Regions from separate parts of the Homo sapiens genome. Here region 2 is linked to region 1. The links are chromatin contacts, found by Hi-C or POLR2A ChIA-PET in ENCODE. All regions are on one chromosome and are shown on one strand. The core of a region is the stretch at or near the end of the contact, and the rest is flanking DNA. Distances in the headings are between cores, read along the strand shown. Region 1 has its middle 91 kb from the start of UPP2. Region 2 overlaps ACVR1 (activin A receptor type 1).

Region 1 (7,840 bases), core at 3,175-5,674:
TTCCTGCTCTTACTCAAAGGCACTTGTCAGATCTGAAATGACACCAGATTTGCTTTCCAGAGCAGCTGTTACAAATGACTGGATTTAGAGCAAGGTATCTTTAAGACAGGGTCAGGAAAGGTGAACATTCCAAGGGGCATATTTCAGTGTGCAAGATTTTGTGTACCAGAAGGCCCTTGGTTCAATGCAAAGCCTAGTGAGGAGATTCCACACCATCCTAGTTCCCTTTGCCTTGTTTCCTTTGCCTCCCTGACTTTGACTCTGTGAGGTACCCATTTGTATCCTTCTCTGAGACTGGCATTCACCTTCCCTTTGCCAGCCTCTCTGGCAGCAGCACTCAGTAGTAATACTCATATCCTTTGCTCAGCCCTTTCTGTGTACTCATAGGCAGTGTGCTAAGTGCTTGATATGCATCATCTTATAACCCTATAATAATTCTGCGAGGCGGTGCTATCATTATACTCAGTTGACAAGTGAAAAACACCAAGTCGGAGAGACAAAGGTGTTTCCTTTCCCAGAGGTGACACATTTGATAAGGGTCAGAAGTCAGGTTTTCGTGACTTCCAAGCCCAAGCTCTTTCCACTCTGACTTCAGTCTTTTCTTGTTCCCTCTGGCTTGCACTTTCTCTTTTCAGCTCTGCATTCAGCTGACTTCCCCATAACAAATTGATCTTGCCCACTTCTCAGGTGCCCTGAGTGTTCCCTGGCAACCAGCTTGTCTTGAGGGCCTCATCTAACCATGTCATTGTGAAGTGCTCTCTGCTGCCCTGCCTGGCAACTTTTAACACCGGCCAGTTCCTTGTTCCATGCACATTTGCTAAGAGGAGCGTGGGTTTTTCACGTATTTCTCTCTCTCTCTTTTTTTTTTTTTTTTAAGACGGAGTCTTGCTCTGTCGCTCAGACTGGAGTGCAGTGGAGTGATCACTGCAACCTCCACTTCCCAGGTTCAAGCAATTCTCCTGCCTCAGCCTCCTGAGTAGCTGGGATTACAGGCACGCACCACCACATCTGGCTAGAGACAGGGTTTCAACATGTTGGTCAGCTGGTCTTGAACTCCTGACCTCGTGATCCGCCTGCCTTGGACTCCCAAAGTGCTGGGATTACAGGCCTCCCAAAGTGCTGGGATTACAGGAGTGAGTCACCGTGCCTGGCTTTTCATGTATCTCTATTTTCATTAACCAGATGCTTCTGTGTTAACATTTAAATTAAAATAAAAGCAATCAATTTTCAAGCTCAGGATCTAAGAATACATTTAAGGTCTCAAAAATGGATTGAAAAGAATGTAAATTTAACTTGTAATTGGATACATGGAAAGTTAATGGGAAGTAAAGATATTTCAAATTCAGAATCCTTTGAGGCTTTTCCTAGAGATGAGAAATTATGACTTTTAAAAAGACTTTGTGTGTTTTTAATGTATATTTGCTTATAAATATATTCGTTCATGAAACTTTGCCAGAGTGTCTCAGGAATGCCAGTCTAAAATGTAAATTTACTATTTTGAGAAGGTTATTACTTCTTCAGCTTATTAGAAATAAGCCAGTGTGAGATCAATAATTACCTTTTGGAATGCTGAATTATTTACTGTATTTGATTATTTTGTGTTGCAGGAATATAGCAGGTGTTTAGGTAGATGAATTAGAAAGAGTACCTAAATTGCTTTTACCAGTTACAGAGCAGAGTGGAGAGGAATGTTATTTGACTTAGGCTAACCTTGGAATTTTTCTTAAACACACAGTTGTTTGAGGCTTTACTCAATAAAATACTGTACTGGCACAATGAAATGGGTATCCCGTTTCCCTAAAGCTAATGACTTTCTAAAGCACTTGACTTTCCTACTGTAAGATTAGCACTATTATTTCCAGGCCAATCAATAGGCATAACTCCAAGATTAAAAGCAATTTGGATCATTATTCTCTTTTCATTACATATTCATTATTTTCTGTTTGAATAAGACCTGTAATCAGTGTTATTTACCAATCTTTATGGCGAAATTTTAAACTACTGATTGTTTCAGTCTTTGCAGGTATTAAATGCCATTTCAAATATCCTTTCAATAATTTTGTAGTTGCTAATGAAGTCCATTTTCCCAGATTTTTCAGTCCACTGAAAGAACATTGAACCCCCAAGAGTCTTTAAAAGGTATTTGTTGTTTAATTGGTGGCAGCTGTTCCTTAGAAAGTTACCTAAGTATATAAAAGTGCTTTTTCTCCCCTCTTTAATAGCTTTTTATCACCCTTTAAGGGTTATCCTTGAAATACATGCAGACTACATATGATGGTCTCCTGAAATGCTTTGATATTGCAAATTTTAAATATTATAATTCTAACACATGCAAGAAATTATAGGACAGTACCCTTTAATTTTGGATTTAATTACTAAAGCTTTAATGAAATATATTCTCTTGGCTTTCTGGCTAGATTTTTTCAGGAAAAGTTATTAGTTTATTGTAGTTAATTCTAAAGCATGTACATTCTGAATTACTTGAATACAACAGTTTTTCTGCTTTGTCCTTGAATTCTTTCCAAAAATCATAAGGTATTGGATACACACAGTAATAGCAGATTTGCTTAAATGTCGCTATTAATCCAGTTTATAACCCCTAACATTTTGTACAAGGAATTTCAGAAAGAAACCCTTACATAGACATCTAATGTCCAGAATAACCAGAGCCAAACATAATGATTTTACAGTTGAAGGATAGCCAAGACGCACATTTTCTGAGTGTGGTTTTACTGGGAGTCTGTGTGCAGATGAAATATGGCTTTTAAGAACATAATCTTCATGGAAAAGGCTTTTCTTGTCATAGCACTGGGCTGACTTTCAAGCCAAGGTCAAAGTACTTTCTGCAGGTCTATTTTTAGGTTTCCCATTTCTCAACAGAAGGCTCCCAGTTTTGAGTTAGCGCAACGCAGACTGGACTGTGCCCTAGAAGGAACAGGAATGCTTCCTCTTTGTGGCTTCCCCTGCATCTACCTGCAGACTTCTTGCTTTGCACAGCTCCAGGGTGAATGGGCATTCTCCTGCGGGCTGCCTTCTGTGGTCATCTTGCCCCAGCAAATGCTGTAGTCTCTCGTAAGGCAAAGGGCTATGCAGGGTTACTTTCCTCTTGCTTCTTTTGGATTTTCTAAAAACGTGGCTACCTTACATTATTGCTATTAATCAAGAATTTTCCAGATCTTCAAACTGCAAACCCAAGGGGGGAAAAATGAGGTCAAAGTGATTTAATTTAGATTGAGGTGGAAGACACCAGGAAACGAGTATGTTAATCAAATATATCAAATGCTATTTCTTTGTCTTTGAAATTGAATACAGAGGACATAGAAGTCTGTAAATAAATTAATAAATTAATGCATGTATTTTGGTTTTATGTTATGGCTTTTCATCGAAAGCGACAGAAGAATGAGGATGAAGAAAACCCGGAAGAAAGACAAGCAATCAACCTTGATATAGGCGGAAAATATCTACTATAATAATTATGTATCACTTTCCCAAAAAGGAACACTAGATTGTTAAAAAGAGTAATCCCTGAATTTGTTATAAGTAGTGCTTTGATTTTATGAATATATGTTCTTAAAATATTTTCCTTTCCTTATTTTCTAGTGAGGAAAGATTTAAATATCCTATCCTGGATGCTGGAAACTGTTGCATCCTCTTCCCGCCAACCATTAACTTTTACTTCCTTGCATAACAGCCCCATCTTGTGGTTGTTTGTAAATTTTCCACTAAAGATATGTTGCATTTTCACAGTTACGGGCATAAGTGGAATCCTCCCTTTTACCTTTCCTAGTAGGCTGAATCAAATTAAGCAGGAAAGAAGAACGGGTATGCATGAATTCAATTTAAAAGGCCAAAAACTGGTGAGGGAAATACAGGGCAGGTATTCAACAAGGATTGTTTGCATTAATGTTAAGTGAAGGCACAGTTATATTAATAGGTAAAAGGTAATACAATGAGTTCCCTCCAATGAGAGCATCATTAGCTCCCTCTTTTTCTTTTTTTTTTTTTTTTTTTTGAGACAGAGTCTCGCTCTGTCACCCAGGCTGGAGTGCAGTGGCACAATCTGGGCTCACTGCAATCTCTGCCTCCTGGGTTCAAGTGATTCTGGTGCCTTAGCCTCCCTAGTAGCTGGGACTACAGGTGCACGCCTCCATGCCCAGCTGATTTTTGTATTTTTAGTAGAGACGGGGTTTCTCCATGTTGGCCAGGCTGGTCTCGAACTCCTGACTCAAATGATCCACCCACCTCGACCTCCCAAAGTGTTGGGATTACAGGTGTGAGCCACAGTGCCCGGCCTCCTCCCTCATTATCTTAATAAAGCTTCTGATCTGGCACCTGTCTGCTTCACTAGGCCAAGGAGGCTTACCAGAGCTCATACAGAGCGCTGCAATTCCAAACCCTTGTGCTGGGGAACACCCTTTGGTTTCACACGGCAGAAATACAATAGGAAATAGCTTCAGAAGAATGCGAAGGTAATGACTCAGGTAACCAGACAGCCAGAAGGACAGAGGAAATGGGTGATTCAGAAAGACCTGACACAGGGTTCTGAATGCCAGCAGGACTCTTTCTCCCTCCTGCGTCTCTGAGTGTTTTGCTCATTGTCTTTTTCCCCTCTGCTTCTTTTCTGGCTCTTTACAGTTTCCAGGCTCACATCTGGGCTCATGGCTCTCTAACTGGAGAGAAGGAGCCCTCCTTTCCCATAAAGTTTTGAAAAAAAGCTAGGGAAGAAGTCTGATTGGCTTGTTTTGGGCCACATGACCACCCTTTGATCAATTGCAATGGTCAAGGGAGCTAGGCTCAGCTTGGGTAAGTTGTCCACCACTGAAGGGAACCAATCACTGTGGAGGAGGATGTAGGGTCATGTGAAAAGATCAAGTTTTCACACAGAACACTTGTCTGGAGGGAGGGAGGGAGGGAAGGAGCCATTTGTTTAAAGAAGGAAGAGATGAATAAACCAACTTGGCTAATTGAAACAAACAGACTTCCTCCTTTCCTCTCCTGTCTATGCCTGGCACATCACTCAACAAATATTTGCTCGATAAATGAAAGATTTTCTAATTGAATAGAAGATCCTAGGGTAGGTGTAAATGGTAGTGGGGTGGGGATAGGGGTGTGTTTGCTATTTCCTGGAGCTGAAGAAACCACAAGGTTCCTTTCCTTCTAAAATTCTGGGTTTTTCCACTCCCTGGCTATGGCCGTATATGGTCTCCCCTCTTGCTTAGAGCTTACACCAAGAATGCTGGTTTTCATCTACTTGACTCAGTGAGCATCTTTTTTATCCTTTGGGTATCTTCTCCTCTGCGGTCCTGCCTTTAGTGTTTGCATGCTCACTCTCTGAGCCTCCCTGTACTCTCTGCCCGCATAGACCAGTACATGTAAGCCTTTTAAAAAAGAGTTTGATTGCTAATCACTCTGAGGAAAAGAGAAAATTTTAAGAACAGAATAAGCATGAGGAAGTTTCAAAGGTTCAATAATCTTTCTGAATTGTTTCTACCTTTTTTTTTTTTTTTTTTTTTTTTTGAGAGGGGGTCTCCAGTTGCCCAGGCTGGAGTACAGTGAAACGATCTCGGCTCGCTGCAACCTCTGCCTACCGGATTCAAGTGATTCTCCTGCCTCAGCTTCCCGAGTAGCTGCGATTACAGGCACGTGCCACCACACCTGGCTGATGTTTGTATTTTTAGTAGAGACGGGTTTTCACCACATTGGCCAGGCTGGTCTCAAACTCCTGACCTCAAGTGATCCACCCACCTCGGCCTGCCAAAGTGCTGGGATTACAGGTGTGAGCCACCGTGCCTAGCTGATATAATTTTAAAATTATGAATAACATTGTGATAAATTATCTTGTGATATTTAACCACATCTTTGATCCTTAAAAGAGATTCCTGGAAACAGAATTATTAAAGCATACAAATATTTTTATTATAAATTTATTTATTTCCCTCATTATACCAATTTTTAGAAAATACTAATACATAGAAGAAAATATAATTTATGAAGTCACTACAAGGAGATGGTAACTATTTTGTTGGATCATGTTTTTATGTGTACATATACTTTAAACAAAACAATAATTACAAAGACACTTTAATAATCTTTATTCACTTAAACTCAAAATAACTTATTACTAAAAATTTTAAGTGATGATCTCATACCCTACTATATGGAGAAATATTATAATAAAATTCATCAATGCCCCATTGTTGAATATTTAGATTGTTTCGAATTTAAGCTATTGTTATTATTATTTTTTTTTTTGAAATAGATTCTTGCTGTTGCCCAGGCCGGAGTGCAGTGGTGCAATCGTAGCTCCTGGCCTCAAGCAATCCTCCCATCTCAGTCTCCCGAGTAGCTAAAACCACAGGTATTGCCACCAAAACTGGCTAATTTTTTTAAAAAGTTTTATTTTTTGTGGAGATGGAGTCTCACTATGTTGCACAGGCTGGTCTCAAACTCCTGGCTTTAAGTGATCCTCTGACTTCGGCCTCCCAAAGTGCTGGCATTACAGGCATGAGCCATCACACCTGGCCAATAATTCTTTTTCATGAATTTTAATGCACATATCCAACGTGGACATGAGGATGCATTAAAGGGGCATTATAACTCTTACAGCTTTAGGCATATGGGCATCCATTTGTGCTCTTGCCTGGGCTTTACCAATGTTAGGGGTTGGCCTGGCTGCCAAGGCCCAGGTATTTAATTCTAGATGTGGAAAGGCTTGGGGAAGAGGGGATTAGTAAGATGAGAAGACAGCACATCATTTGTGACTTTTTCTCTCTTGCTCTGGTAAAATGTAAACAGAAGCAAAACCTCAGGTTGGGAAGCCAGCAGTGTAATTTGGCAACTCACTCGGAAGAGATGTGTTTGATGAGGAAGAGGTGAGATGATGGATACAGAGTTCCTGCGTGGCAACAGGCACTCAATAAATAGTTATTTTTCCTGAGAAGGAGAAGGGCGAGGCACCTTTACATATCTGGACAAAAACACCTTTAAGCAGCAGTAAAACCTAAAGGAAGAACAGCACACTAGCACATGCAGATGAAGGAAAGAAAGCTTTGTGCGGCTTGCTTGTGTGAACGACAAGCCCAGGGGTTTTGTTTTCTTGTGTTTACGTAGGAAAATCACAGACAGGGACTTCCCAAGAGACTGTTTCTCTTAGCCACTGTCTGCTCCTAACAGTTACAAGAACTGTTCTTCCTCCCACAGCTGTGGCAGAAGCCTGCTTCTGCAGGGTCTCTGATGGGGAAGAACTGAGCTGTTTAGGATTGAACTGCCCACCTACTGTTAAGTAATGTTCTGTCTGTAACACAGGATTTCCACTTAGGAAAATGTGCTGTACATTTGGCTGCAGCATTTACTACGCATCTGCTTTACAAGCCTGTTCTGCAGCTCCAAGGCCTAACTCCAAACTGGCAAATGGTCTCTGAAGACTGCCATCAGAAAGAGCCAGGCCAGAGTTGGGATGGGGCAGGGTTAGCAACTAGTCTACTAGGAGGTCTGGTGGAATCAATTAGGAAAGTTAAGCAGGGGAGCTCATCAGCGGCTGATTGCCTCTCCTAGAACAACCCCAGCTCGCAAATACTCTCCAGAATCATTCAGGGAGCAGTGGGTCTGTAGAACTGGCCCTGCTGCAGTATTAAGCTGGAAGGTAGTAAATTCTTCTTATGGGCTTCCTTGAATCTGAGCTAAAGCCACAATTTCCTTAATAGTTTTCCAATAGCACTCCATCTCTTATTAAAAAGTACAGTTAATCTGGACCTTCCCTCCCACTCCCCTGTAATGTCAGAAAAGAAATGTGTTTCTGAAAATAAATGCTTCTTTTGCTGCGTGGCTATATTTCTTCAGG
Region 2 (7,840 bases), core at 2,206-4,705, 260 kb before region 1:
TGACTCTGACTTCCAACTGACTACTATTAATCACAGCTGATCTTTAAAAGCCACTTGGGTTTATGCCTGCAACACAGGGAACGGGTTTGCAACACGAGTTCTTACAAAGCCTGAATCCCAAGTCTCTGCTGAGCAGGCCTGCTTGGCTCAGCTCTGGCACCCCCACAGCTGGAAATGCTACTGTCTAGCTATGGAATGCCAACTTCCTCTTCATTTGGGGCAAGTTCCACATCATACAGTTTATTTGGACACCAATCCTTCTCTAAATTGTTTGTTAAGATAAACTAATCAGAATTAAAATTTTCAGTTCGAAGGTGTTTAAGAATGATTGGGGAGGGGGTGAGGAAATGAAGCTGACGTGCAATTTCAGGCAAAGTTCAGAACTTTATAAATCTGCAAAACAATTTCTCTGTTGCAAACAATTCTCAAGGGGCATCAAGGGCAGAAACTGCAAGGCAGCAGCTCCCAGTGGTTGAGAAACAATTACCAAGAAAACGTTCATGATTCCATTAAAAAAAAAAAACAACTTTAAAAAGAACTGTCAATTTACAATCCATGTATGTTTAATCTGAACACCTACTTTGATACCCTCAGAAGGTTTGTTCAAAGCAGATCCACTCTGCTATTAGGAAAAAAAACCACCTAAAGGCATGCCAATTTTAATTATTGTACACTAAAACTATATAAATTACCCCAATTCCACTACCTCACAGAAAGTCCTCATCTCTGGCTGTGCTATTCATGAAAATTATGATTGCCCACAAACCTCAATCCTTAGGAGAAAACATCAGTGGAATGTGGAATGGAAACAGCTATTAGAGACTTCATGCATTATTTCTTCTAATCCAGGACTCCAATGGGTCACAGGAGGCTAAAATGTAAAGCATCTTTTGGAAATGAACATTAATCTAAATATATGGCATTTTCTTCTGTTTTCCTGGAATAGTTTCAGACACATGCTCTGTGAAATAAGATTTTCAGTTGTGAAGATATGAAGAGGTTCATCTAGTTAATTCAAGGGATTCTGCTATAAAAACCACTTTGTGGGTAGTTGGGGCATGCCCAATTTGAAAGAGTATACTTAGTGCTTTCAGAATACAATGTACTTAAAGTAAAGTTCAACAGTATATTTGTGGCTGATTTGGGTACATGAAAGGCAAGGGTGAGAGCGCACTGTGGGGGACATAGGTTAAAAATGATTGACAAGTGCTTCTTTAACTGCTAAGGCATCACCATTTAATAAAACTACTTATAAACAGATCAACATAGGCCATCTATCCAGGGCTTCCTGCATTTAAATTTGACTCTTTCAGTAGGTACAGTCTGCTCATTATAAATAAGTGACTTCTGAGTGCAAAAACTGAGACTTTTCTCAACAATCCAAACTTAACAAGTCAAAATACCTAGAAAATAGCAGAATTCACCCTCAGATTCACTTGATCATTCTCCTCAAGTTAAAACTCCCTTGTGAGAAGAACAAAAAAGGAAGGAGGGTGGGAAGAAAGGTAAAACAGGAAGCTGGAGAAAGACAAGAATGAAATACGGACCAGTCCACCTACTATCCCTGGTGTCTACAGGCACGATCAGGGGGCTCTGAAAACAGGCCTGCCCCACTCACCTCTAGGGCCCAAGCATGCCATCTGGAGGTCTGAAGAAAGGCTTCCGCCACCAAGAGTCACCACTTGCAGTGCCTAAGCACAATTTCGAAGGGTCTAGGGATCAACTTGCTCCACCCACCACAGCCTGCACCCATGTGCACCAATGGGAGGCCTGAGGACAGGTTCATCCCGCCCAGTGCTGCCCCTGTCAGGGCCCATGTGCATCATCTGGGTGCCTAGGGATTGTCTGCTCAGCCTGCTGCCACCACTGGTGTGTGTGTATACCTTCTGGGGGATTGAGGATGAGCCCGCCCAGCCTGCTAGCACCCGCACACACATCATCTGACAGCCTAGGGAATGACCTGCCCTGCTGGTCACCACTGGAGCCTGAGCATGCCTCCTGGGGACCTGAGGACTGGCCTTCCCAGTAGGCTGGTACCCAAGCTTGCTGCCTGGAGGCCCAATGGCTGGCCCATTCCACTACTGTCATCATCAATGCCACACAAGCCACCCAGAAGCCTGATGATGAGCCTGTCTACCACCGCTGCCATTGCTGGCCCTTGAGCAAGATGCCTGGAGACACAAGGATGAGTCCATTGCATTCGATTCCATTGGTGCTCACATATGCCATCCAGGAGCAGAGGACCAGCATGCCTGGCTTGCCGCCACAACCACTTGTGCCCAAGGACCAGTCTTCCTGGCATCCCTATCCCAAGAAAACCCTCACCACAGCCTCCATTAATTTCAGCCTAAACCAAAAAGGACTCACAGACACCACTGATGCCAATTACAGCTGAAGTAATCATATGGATACTACACTAGTGAACACACCCAGAATCAAAACCAAAGCGCCCTACCAACCCAATATAGGAGACAGTCTTTCCCTACAAAAACCAAACCATAAAATTGGGAGAAACAAAGGTTATACCAGATGTGCTGATATCAACGTAGAGACACAAAGAACATGAAAAAAACAAGGAAACATGACACAGTAAAGGAACACAATAAGTCTCCAGCAACAGATTCCAATGAAGAAAAAATAGGTAAAATGCCCGAAAACAAATTCAAAATAATATTAAAGAAGCTCAGTGAGATATAAGAGAACACAAGTTAAAAATACACAAATAAATTGGAAAAACAATTCACGATCTGTGGCAAATTAAAGAAATGGGTATCATTAAAAAAAAAAATCAAACAGAGGTTGGGGAAAAGATGGCAGATAGGAGGCCTGACTAAATTGCAGCTCCCACTTAGATGGACAGAGCAACGTGTGGAGACTCGCACCATAAACCTTTGCTCCAATAACTACTCCAGGAATATACCAGGAAAGCTGAAAGAATCAACGGACCCTTTGAAGGAAGTGGACTGCTCCTGCAGGACCTGGGAGACAGTCCAAATACTCTGAGTGCCCAAACTGTGAAAGTGGGAAAGGAGGACTGACTGTCCACCCCCAAACACACACCCTCACTGGGGAACCTGAAGGTCCAGATTATGGAAGAAGGATTTGACCTTACCTGGAGCTGAGACAATTTAGAGAGCTGAATGAAATACAGGGGCACAGGAAGCAGCAGGAAATGCCCTATGGGCTCTCTTGGTCCCTGGGGAAGCCATTTCTGACTTGTCTTACAGCGGTCCTTGGGAAGGGCTGCCGGAGGAACTGGGAAAAGACCACGGGGAGATGGAAACCTCCAGCTGAACTGTGTAAAAATTCTAACCGAATGCAAAGTTTCCTTGCCCGAACTCAGGGGAGGGCAGGAATCCGGTGTCCAGACTCGACAGGTGGGAAGGCGTGCAAGCCCTGCTTGCTTTCTCAGCTGGGAAGCTGGTAGCCTGGAGCAATTCTCAGCCCTGCTGGCCCACTGCCTGGAAACAAACTTGGTGCTGTTGAGGGGGTGGGGAGCACAGTGGGAGTGAGACAGGCCTTTTGGGTTGTGTGGGAACTGGGTAAGGCCTATAACTGCTGGCTTTCCCCTACTTCCCTGACAACATGCATGACACAGCAGAGGCAGCCATAATGCTGGGAACATAACTCCACTGACATGGAAACCACAACCCCATTCCCCACAGCAGCCACAGCAAGCCCCACCCAAGGAGAGTCTGAGCTCTGTCACGCCTAACCCTGCCCCTACCTGATGGTCTTTCTCTACTCATCCTGGTAGCTGAAGATAAAGGTCATATTCTCTTGGGAGTTCTATGGCCCTGCCCACCACCTGATCCTCCCCTATACTACCACAGCTAATGCTCTCTTGAAAGCGCCACCTCCTGGCAGGAAGCCAACCTGCACAAAACTAGCACATCAAACGACTACAACTAAAGACCCTCACAGAGTCCATTTCATTCCCCTGCCATATCCACCAGAGCAGGTGCCGGTATCCATGGCTGAGAGACCTGAAGACAGTTCACATCACAGGACTCTGTGCAGACACCCCCCAATACCACCTGGATACTGGTAGCCCTGTGTGGGTGGCTAGATCCAGAAGAGAAATAATAATCACTACAGTTTGGCTCTCAGAAAGCCACATCCCTAGGAAAAGGGGAAGAGTACTACTACATAAAGAGAGCACCCTGTGGGACAAAAGAATCTGAACAGCAGCCTTGAGCCCCAGACCTTCCCTCTGACATAGCCTATCCAAATGAGAAGGAATCAGAAAAACAATTCTAGTAATATGACAAAACAAGGTTCTTTAACAACCTCCAAAAATCACACTAGCTCACCCGCACTGGATCCAAACCAAGAAGAAGAAATTCCTGAATTGCCAGAAAAAGAATTCAGAAGGTCGTTTATTAAGCTAATCAAGGAGGCACCAGAGAAAGGTGAAGTCCAAATTAAGGAAATCCAAAAAATGATTCAAGACCTATCAGATTAACAGCAGATTTCTCAGCAGAGACCCCACAAGCTAGAAGGGATTGGGGCCCTATCTTCAGCCTCCTTAAACAAAACAATTATGAGCCAAGAATTTTGTATCCCTTGAAACGAAGATTGATAAATGAAGGAAAGATTCGGTCTTTTTCAGATAAACAAATGCTAACAGAATTCGCCACTACCAAGCCAGTACTAACAAGAACTGCTAAAAGGAGCTCTAAATCTTGAAACAAATCCTGGAAACATATCAAAACGGAACCTCTTTAAAGCATGAATCTCACAGGACCTATAAAACAAAAAAATACCATAAATACATTTTGAAAAAACCAAGGTATTCAGGCAACAGATAGCATGATGAATAGGAATAGCATCTCATATCTCAATACTAACCTTGAATGTAAATGGCCTAAATGCTCCACTGAAAAGATACAGAATTGCAAAATAGATAAGAATTCACCAAGCAACTATCTGCTGCCTTCAAGAGACTCACCTAACACATAAGGACTCAAATAAACTTAAGGTAAATGGGGTTGAAAAGATATTCCATGCAAATGGACACCAATAGCAAGCAGAGGTAGCTATTCTTGTATCAGACAAAACAAACTTTAAAGCAACATCATTTAAAAAAGACAAGAGGAACACTAAATAAAGATAAAAGGCCTTGACAGCCGGGTGTGGTGGTTCACGCCTGTAATCCCAACACTTTGGGAGGCCGAGGCGGGCAGATCACAAGGTCAGGAGTTTGAGACCAGCCTGGCCAAAATGGTGAAACCCTGTTTCTCCTAAAAATACAAAAATTAGCTGGGTGTGGTGGTGGGTGCCTATAATCCCAGCTACTCAGGAGGCTGAGGCAGGAGAATCGCTTGAATCTGGGAGGTGGAGGTTGCAGTGAGTAAAGATTGCACCACTGCACTCCAGCCTGGGCGACAGAGCGAGAATCCATCTCAAAAAAAAGAAGCCTTGTCCAGCAGGAAACTATCACAATCCTAAATATATATGCACCTAACACTGGAGCTAGTAAATTTATAGAACAATTATTACTAGACCTAAGAAATGAGATAGAGAGCAACACAATAATAATGGGGGACTTCAATACTTCTCTGATAGCACTAGATAGGTCAAGACAGAAAGACAAGAAAGAAACAATGGATTTAAACTATACCCTAGAACAAATGGACTTAACAGATATTTACAGAACATTCTACTGAACAACCACAGAATATACATTCTATTTATCAATGCAGGGAAATTTCTCCAAGATAGACCATATGATAGGCCACAAAACAAGTCTCAATAAACTTAAGAAAACTGAAATTACATCAAGTATTCTCTCAGACCACAGTGAAATAAAATTGGAAATCAACTCCAAAAGGAACCTTCAAAACCATGCAAATAGATGGAAATTAAATCTCCTGCTCCTCAATGATCACTGGGTCAACAATGAAATCAAGATGGAAATTAAACATTTCTTTGAACTGAATGATAATAGTGACACAACCTAACAAAACCTCTGGAATACAGCAAAGGTAGTGCTAAGAGGAAAGTTCATAGCCTTAAAATGCATACATCAAAACATCTGAAAGAGCACAAACAGGCAACCTAAGGCCACACCTCAAGGAACTAGAGAAATAAGAATAAACCAAACTCATACGCAGCAGAAGAAAAGAAATAACCAAGATCAGAGCAGAACTAAATGAAATCGAAACAAAAAATACAAAAGATAAATGAAACACAAAGCTGGTTCTCTGAAAAGATAAATAAAAGTGATAGGCCATTAGCAAGATTAACCAAGAAAAGAAGAGAGAAGATCTAAATAAGCTCAATTAGAAACGAAATGGGAAATATTACAACCAACACCACAGAAATACAAAAGATCATTCAAGGCTACTATGAATACCTTAACGTGCATAAACTAGAAAACCTAGAGGAGATAGATAAATTCCTGGAAATATACAACCCTCCTAGCTTAAACCAGGAAGAATTAGAAACTCTGAACAAACCAATAACAAGCAGCAAGCCTGAAATGGTAATTTAAAAAATTACCAATGAAAAAAAAGTCCAGGACCAGATGAATTCACAGCCGAATTCTATCAGACATTCAAAGAAGAATTGGTACCAATCTTACTGACAATATTCTGCAAGATAGAGAAAGAGGGAATCTTCCCTAAATCATTCTATAAAGCCAGTATCACCCTAATACCAAAACCAGGAAAGAACATAACAAAAAAAGAAAAGTACAGACCAATATCCGTGATGAACATAGATGCAAACATCCTTAACAAAACACTAGCTAACCAAGTCCCACACCATATCAAAAAAATAATCCACCATGATCAAGTGGGTTTCATACCAGGGATGCAGGGATGGTTTAGCATATGCAAGTCAATAAATGTCATACACCACATAAACAGAAATAAAAACAAAAATCACATGATCATCTCAACAGATGCAGAAAAAGCATTTGATAAAATCCAGCATCCCTTTATGATTAAAACCCTTAGCAAAACTGGCATACAAGGGACATACCTCAATGTAATAAAAGTCATCTATGACAAATCTACAGCCAACATTATACTGAACAGGGAAAAAGTTGAAAGCATTCCCTCTGAGAATTGTAACAGGATAAGGATGTCCACTCTCACCACTTCTATTCAACATAATACTGGAAGTCCTAGCCAGAGCAATCAGACAAGACAAAGAAATAAAGGGCATGTGAACTGGTAAAGAGGAGGTCTAACTGTCGCTGTTTGCTGATGATATAACCGTATACCTAGAAAACCCTAAAGACTCCTCCAAAAAGCTCCTATAACTGATAAAAGAACTTACCAAAGTTTCTGGGTGCAAAATTAATGTACACAGATCAATAGTTCTGCTATACACCAACAGCAACCAAGCTAAGAATCAAATCAAGAACTCAATCCCTTTTACAACAGCTGCAAATAATACCATACCATACCATACCATACCATACCATACCATACCATACCGTACCATACAATACAATACTTAGGAATATACCTAACCAAGGAAGCAGAAGATCTCTACAAGGAAAACTACAAGACACTGCTGAAAGAAATCACAGATGACACAAACAAATGGAAACATATCCCATGCTCATGGATAGGTAGAATCAATATTGTGAAAGTAACCATAATGCCAAAAGCAGTCTACAAATTCAATGAAATTCCCATAAAAATACCACCGTCATTCTTCACAGAACTAGAAAAAGCAATCCTAAAATGTATATGGAACCAAAAAAGAGCCTGCATAGCCAAAGCAAGACTAAGCAAAAGGAAAAAATCTGGAAATAATACATTACCTGACTTCAAACTATACTGTAAGGCCACAGTCACCAAAACAGCATGGTACTGGTATAAAA

Evidence for each region. A loop is a pair of places that touch in the nucleus more often than their neighbours do. ChIA-PET counts read pairs that join two places held with the same protein, here RNA polymerase II (POLR2A). Pooled maps may share reads with other maps.
Region 2: a loop to region 1 is called in a pooled map, with 2.3 times the contacts of the local background. The contact joins two enhancer-like sites. A Hi-C loop is called at or near these places in 4 of 50 pooled maps. POLR2A ChIA-PET finds 5 or more read pairs at or near these places in 2 of 52 experiments (activated CD4-positive, alpha-beta T cell and activated T-cell).

The regions. Positions count from the first base shown.
Region 1 is chr2:158,006,772-158,014,611 of GRCh38, forward strand. It overlaps a transcript of UPP2 not described here. Among named protein-coding and RNA genes, the nearest start is that of UPP2, 91 kb to the right of the region's middle. Within about 2 kb of position 4,425, at least 4 of the 41 ENCODE cell types and tissues checked have a DNase peak (open chromatin) inside an H3K27ac peak, as active enhancers do.
Region 2 is chr2:157,748,121-157,755,960 of GRCh38, forward strand. The region is part of intron 9 of ACVR1 (activin A receptor type 1); the gene reads right to left. Among named protein-coding and RNA genes, the nearest start is that of ACVR1C, 120 kb to the left of the region's middle. RefSeq lists enhancers at 1,336-1,846, 1,847-2,356, 3,441-3,940. Within about 2 kb of position 3,456, at least 3 of the 41 ENCODE cell types and tissues checked have a DNase peak (open chromatin) inside an H3K27ac peak, as active enhancers do.